Linked DNA regions of Homo sapiens: region 2 is linked to region 1. The links are chromatin contacts, found by Hi-C or POLR2A ChIA-PET in ENCODE. All regions are on one chromosome and are shown on one strand. Each heading gives the region's core, a stretch centred on a gene start or an enhancer-like site at or near the end of the contact. The rest is flanking DNA. Distances are from core to core; before and after follow the strand shown.

The links. A loop is a pair of places that touch in the nucleus more often than their neighbours do. ChIA-PET counts read pairs that join two places held with the same protein, here RNA polymerase II (POLR2A). Pooled maps may share reads with other maps.
Region 2: a map of naive thymus-derived CD4-positive, alpha-beta T cell shows a loop between it and region 1 (15-fold over the local background). The contact joins the promoter of ZNF280D here to the promoter of DUT-AS1 in region 1. A Hi-C loop is called at or near these places in 1 of 168 maps with a recorded cell type or tissue (naive thymus-derived CD4-positive, alpha-beta T cell) and 3 of 50 pooled maps. POLR2A ChIA-PET finds 5 or more read pairs at or near these places in 1 of 52 experiments (AG04450).

The regions. Positions count from the first base shown.
Region 1 is chr15:48,330,429-48,333,219 of GRCh38, forward strand. It overlaps DUT-AS1 (DUT antisense RNA 1), which reads right to left and starts at 1,428. Exons shown (of 3, transcript NR_186809.1): 1 at 1,135-1,428. DUT (deoxyuridine triphosphatase) reads left to right here and starts at 1,001. Exons shown (of 7, transcript NM_001025248.2): 1 at 1,001-1,367; 2 at 1,840-1,978. The coding sequence starts at 1,088. RefSeq lists enhancers at 509-1,035, 1,036-1,560, 1,484-1,778 and silencers at 1,224-1,433, 1,484-1,778.
Region 2 is chr15:56,731,945-56,734,775 of GRCh38, forward strand. It overlaps ZNF280D (zinc finger protein 280D), which reads right to left and starts at 1,565. Exons shown (of 22, transcript NM_017661.4): 1 at 1,514-1,565. RefSeq lists a silencer at 1,315-1,584.

The sequences.
Region 1 (2,791 bases), core at 178-2,677:
AAATAGTATGTCTCTCATGTGAACATTTTAAGTAAATAACTGGAGAAAGTACTTCAACAAAATAAGGGAGCAAAATAATGTTGGCTCAAAATGAGGTCGAAAAGTTGCAGGGCTCGGATCGTGTTGCTAAAGGCATAAATTTGGGAGTCCTCAAGCTGTAGCTAATAGTTAACGTCCAGAGAAGGTAGTGTATATTCCATAGCCTCATGCAAAGGAATTCCAACTACGAAGACGAACCAGTTAAGGAGACCGAAAAGGGGGGGCCTGTATGGAAAGGCATAGCAACGAATGTAAAATTTCCCCAATAATACTCTAAAACTGCCCCACAGCTTTTTTAATTTTGAAAATTCAAAACCATTCAATTCAGCTCGCAGATTTTTGTGAGAAATAAGGAGATACTTGCAGCTCAGAAAAAATTATTAACAACTATCTAGAAAGTTACTGCTTTATCCCCCACTGTAAACTATACTACCACGACCCGGGATCCTTGTTCGACTCCTAGCCAAGGGGTTCCCACTGCGTTTCTGTTGGGTTATCCCAAACCTGTGATAGGATAGTAGCGCCCTCCCTGCCTCCGGTCGAATAAACACTACAACGTCTGACACTCGGTGCTGAAAGGAAATCGGGCGCGGTGTCTTGCCCACAGCTTGGGGAGCGGCCCCGGGCGCAATAACTGTCACCGGCGCCGAGATGCGGTTCCGGCGCTTAGGGCGCCGCTAAACTCAGAGCCCGGGAGTCATGGCTGCGGGCGGTGCCGCCCCAGGTAAATCAGTCCAGGAGCAGGGCCCGGGCCTGGCGTACACTCTCGGAAAAATGGGGGCCAGAGCAAACAAGAAGAGCGAAAGCAAGAGGGCTAGGCAGCCAGAGGCGGCAGCAAGACTCAAGACGCCAACGGCGCCGTCTTCCTGGGGCCCCAGGGCCTGCGCCATCCCTGGGCTGCCGGGGCACCGCCTCTCCACGCCCCTCGTCCGGCGGCGGCTGCGACTGCTTCCGAGGTCATGTTCCCAGGACGGGCGCGTCTTCAGGGTGGAAGCCTGGCGCACGTCCGGAGGTGCCGAGGACCCAACCAGCCCAAACTCTGGGGGAAATGACTCCCCTCTGCCCTCGCCCCGCGCTCTGCTACCATTTCCTTACGTCTCTGCTTCGCTCAGCGATGCAAAACGCGCGAGGCGCACGGCAGAGGGCCGAAGCCGCGGTACTCTCCGGGCCAGGCCCGCCCCTCGGCCGCGCCGCGCAGCACGGGATTCCCCGGCCGCTGTCCAGCGCTGGCCGCCTGAGCCAAGGCTGCCGCGGAGCCAGTACAGTCGGGGCCGCTGGCTGGAAGGGCGAGCTTCCTAAGGCGGGGGGAAGCCCGGCGCCGGGGCCGGGTAGGAAAGGCGGGGGAGGGGCTCCGGCCGTCTGGAAGGAATCCACGCGGCTTGAGGCTGTGGGGGAAGTAGGGTGGCGAGCGGTCCTTCTGCGCGCGGGGGGCGGGGGGGGTGGGGTGGTCCATTAGGGTCCCCTGGCGAGGGGGCGGCTTTCTAGTGTGTGAGGGCGACGCCCTAGAAGCTCCCCTTCAAAGTTGGCCCCACGCGCTGAATGTGGAAAGTTGACTGGGACCCAGTAGTTTCCCATCCCAAACCTGCTTTCCGAGAAGGGCTTCAAACCCAAAATGTGAATCCCGCCTCCCCTCTCAGCCAGAACTGTGGACTCGTCCCGGGGAGGGGCGGTGGGTGGGGCGGGGCTGGCGGGAAATTTCGGTTTTGGCGCGCTCCCTGCGGCGACGCTCATCGTGCGCTCTCCTCTTCCCCCGGTGGTCTCCTCGCTCGCCTTCTGGCTCTGCCATGCCCTGCTCTGAAGAGACACCCGCCATTTCACCCAGTAAGCGGGCCCGGCCTGCGGAGGTGGGCGGCATGCAGCTCCGCTTTGCCCGGCTCTCCGAGCACGCCACGGCCCCCACCCGGGGCTCCGCGCGCGCCGCGGGCTACGACCTGTACAGGTGAGCGGGGACCTGCCGGCGAGGAGGCTGGGAAGGGCCGGCCGTCCGCTGCCACAGCTAGAAACAGTCACCGGAGAGATCACAGGAACACACTAGCTATAAATAGGATTTCTGCCTTTTTCGTGTTTAAAATTTTAGCTTTCATCTTTGGCATAAATTAAATAGAGATTTGGGCAAAGACTGCAGAATAAGTAAAATAGCTATACGGTGTCTAGCAAGGCGTTACTTTGCAACGTTTATTGTGCCCTTCCTAAATAGAAGATAGAGAGGAAGGCCCATGGTGGCTTTCGAGTGGCCCGAGGGTGATGCTGTGCTCAATAGAAAAACCAAGGTGAGAGCCTAGATGTGAGCGTGAAAATACCTAAGAAGGATGAACGAAGATGCATCTGCCTTAAAAAGTTATTTTCTATACATTCATCCGGCCCAGGGCGGAATTTGAGAAGGCATCTGAAAACGAAAGGCAGAGCTGCCTGTAATCTACCACACTTTCATCTCTACAGCACGTTTTACCTGTACTAAAAACTTTCCGTATGCTGTTGTATTTAGTCCTCACAACAATCCTTAACTAGATAAGTGTTACTTTTTACACAGGCAGGAGTTTGTGAAGAGCTGAATTGATTTCCCCAGAGGCTTGAAGATGATATAATTTTTTATCCCGAATTTTGGGCTTTTTTTTTTTCATCTGACTACTGTGCCCAGTTCTTAGAACCATTAAGGTAGGAGAAAAGTAATGCTGAGAGGGAAGGAGATTTTATACTAAATCCCAAGCATTGGGATTTATTTTAAAGTATCTCAGATAATTCAAACATGAGA
Region 2 (2,831 bases), core at 315-2,814, 8.4 Mb after region 1:
GGTCAGCTTGAGCCCAGGAGTCTGAGACCAGCCTGGGCAACATAACAACCGCATTTCAAAAGTAAAGTATAAAAATATCAACGAAAGGGCAACTGAGTAATGTTTCTTAAAATCTTTAAGTGAGCCTCCTTGCCTATTCTCATCTACCTCATTCCCACAAAAATGGTATATACTAGAGTTGAGCACCGGAGAAGGAGTCAGAAGACCTAAGGTTCTATTAATATAATTGGCCTTGGCTCTTCCTAGTCAGTGACCTCATTAAAGTCCTCTCCCTGAGGCTCTGTTTCCTCGCCTGCAAAATGATTCCAGCAACCCAGACCACTTCAAAAGGGGCTAAGAGATACAAATCAGGGGTTATCAATGAAAGGCACAAAAGCAAGACACAATTACAACAGTATTTGTAGTGATGTTAAAACATCAGAGGCACACAGCCCTAACAATGGTATAAGCAAACCAGTGCCTTCCCTGGTTAAGTTTCTGCGTGGAGACAGCTGGAGTTGGCACAGCAGTCCCCCAAAGCAGGACACCTTACAGATGCTAAGAGGCAGCTTTTGTGCTTTAAAACTGTCCTTCTAGCGTTCCATTTTATGTTTCATGGCACTAAAAAAGACAAATTCTGTCCAAACCTGAAAATAAAGCCAAATATTTAAGATGACAGATTTTTTTTTTTTTAACAAATCTTCGCAAACAAAGGCCTTTGGCCAAAGGTCTCCCGTGCTTGCAGAAGCGGGTTCACCTTGACGTTTTTCCTCTCCAGCAGATTTCTCCTTAAAAGCGTTAAAACTTGCGATAAGTTGGGAGGAATTCCTTCCATCGCTGGAGCAGGCTAAAACCTCAGAGTGAGATCATTCTTTCCGTCTCAGTAAGTGAACCTTGCAAAGCTCAGAAAATTTTGTCTCCAACTCCACGTTTCTCCTCAGGGCCCTTCTTCTGTAGACAATAACGGGAATTCTATGGCAGAGGAGGGGAGGTCTCTTTGACAAAAATGAGGGTGCAAACGTGGAACGACCGGTCATCTGGGCAAAATGAGGGGCCCTGTGCCTGCAAATCCCGAATCCCCTTTGGTCTCCTTTCCTACGACTGAAGAGACACGGGGGTGGGCTGTGGTGTGAGGACCATGGGTCTTGGCCAAACATCGGCACAAAATGTACCAAAGGGAGTTGCCTCCAGAGAGAAAAGCCAAAACCAGGCTGGGGACAAACAGGCGCACACGCCTGGGAGAGGAGGTGGCGGAGGAGCAGAAGGCGAAGGCCTGCGCGGCCCAGGCCTGCAGCAGCCGAGGCGGCTGCCGCGTCGCGCCGGGATACCTCCTCCCCCGCCTGGGCCGACGCAAGATGGCGGTCCGGCCGCCGCCGCGCAGCCGGTCTCCTCCCCCGCGCTCTGGGCGCTCCCGACGACCCGCGCCGGCCTCAAGACCCCCAGTCCAGCGCCCCCGGAGTGAGGCGGCGCAGGCCGCGCGGGAGGGCCTCTGCCTGCTGCAGCGCAGGGCGGGCGGGGGCGGGGGGGCGCTTACCGTGAGCGGAGCGGATCGGCCTGACTGGAGCCCTGAGGAGGAGGAGAAAGAGGAGGAGGAAAAGGAGGAGCACGAAAAACTACACTGCGGCGACGGCGGCGGCTCCCATTGCGGAGCTGGCAGCCGAGCCGTGGAAAGGGGGGGGCTCTCGTGCAGCCGGCGCGCTGCCTCATGGGTAGGCTCCGGGTCAGCCTCCCCGTGTCCGAGCTCCCTGTCTTCTCGCCGACGCGGGAGGCGGGCACCGGCATGTGCGCCGCGTCGCGGGCCCTCGAAGACCCACGCGCCCCGCCACGCGCCGGTCCGGGGCGAGGGCCAGGGCCCTGCCTCCATGTGGGTGCGAGCTGCTGGCTGGTGTGGCCGGGAGGCAGCCCCAAAATCCGGACTGCTCGGAATTTGCAGGCGAGGAGCCGTGCGTTCCGGGCCCTCCGCGTGTGTAACGACCCCCAGTCCGTTGGCTTGGAAAGTGAAAAGGTCATGGGATACAGCCGCCGTTCGAAAGAAGCAAGGGGCCTGTGGGTCGAAGACTAAACCAGGAGAGAAAAAGGAATCGTCCGTTTCTTTAAATAACGAGCTGATTTTACCAAGTCTGTTTTAAATGTGTGGTTTTGCTTGCGTTCCCTGTCGAGGTCAAATACGAAGAGACGAATCTGTACATTTAGCGTTTTATTTGGGACACAGGAATTGCAAGTTCAGGTTATTTACACATACAGGGTGGTCTTCAGTATGTCAGAAGAACAAAGAGGAGTTAGGGGGTTTTATTTTTTAAAAAAAGTTATCTATTGTTTTTCTAGAAAGTTCGTTGACATTTAGTAAAGTTTTGGGTAGCTGGTTAGTTCTGACTGGTGAGGGAAGGGGCTTGGTAAAGCTTGCCCTACAGCTGCAGCAGGTTCTTTGAGAAGCTAAAACCTGAAGATAAAACCTGTTTCAGGTTACAGCAGGCGGTTTCAGCAGCCAGGCTTGCTGAGAATTCCATTCTTAGAGCAATGTTATGTGCCCTGAGGGCTTCCCCCAGCACTGGCTTCTCCATTCTTTTAGTTGGCTATGACAAGAGTGACCCAATTAGAATGATTAACTTGCACACTCTAATTCCTAACTCTGCCATCTGCATATTAACCTGTAATAGCATTTTTTAAAGTTTGACAACGAGAAGTATAAGAAATTTACAAGAAGAACACTTGCCAAGATACTGCTTGCGTAAATACTTGCTAAAGGTTGTATTCTGATCTGTAAGGAAAGTTTCCTAAACTGATTGTCTTCTCAAGAGCAATGGCATTACTGGTGCAGCTTGTGAGTGACCAAGACTTGAAATCTTGCCTGT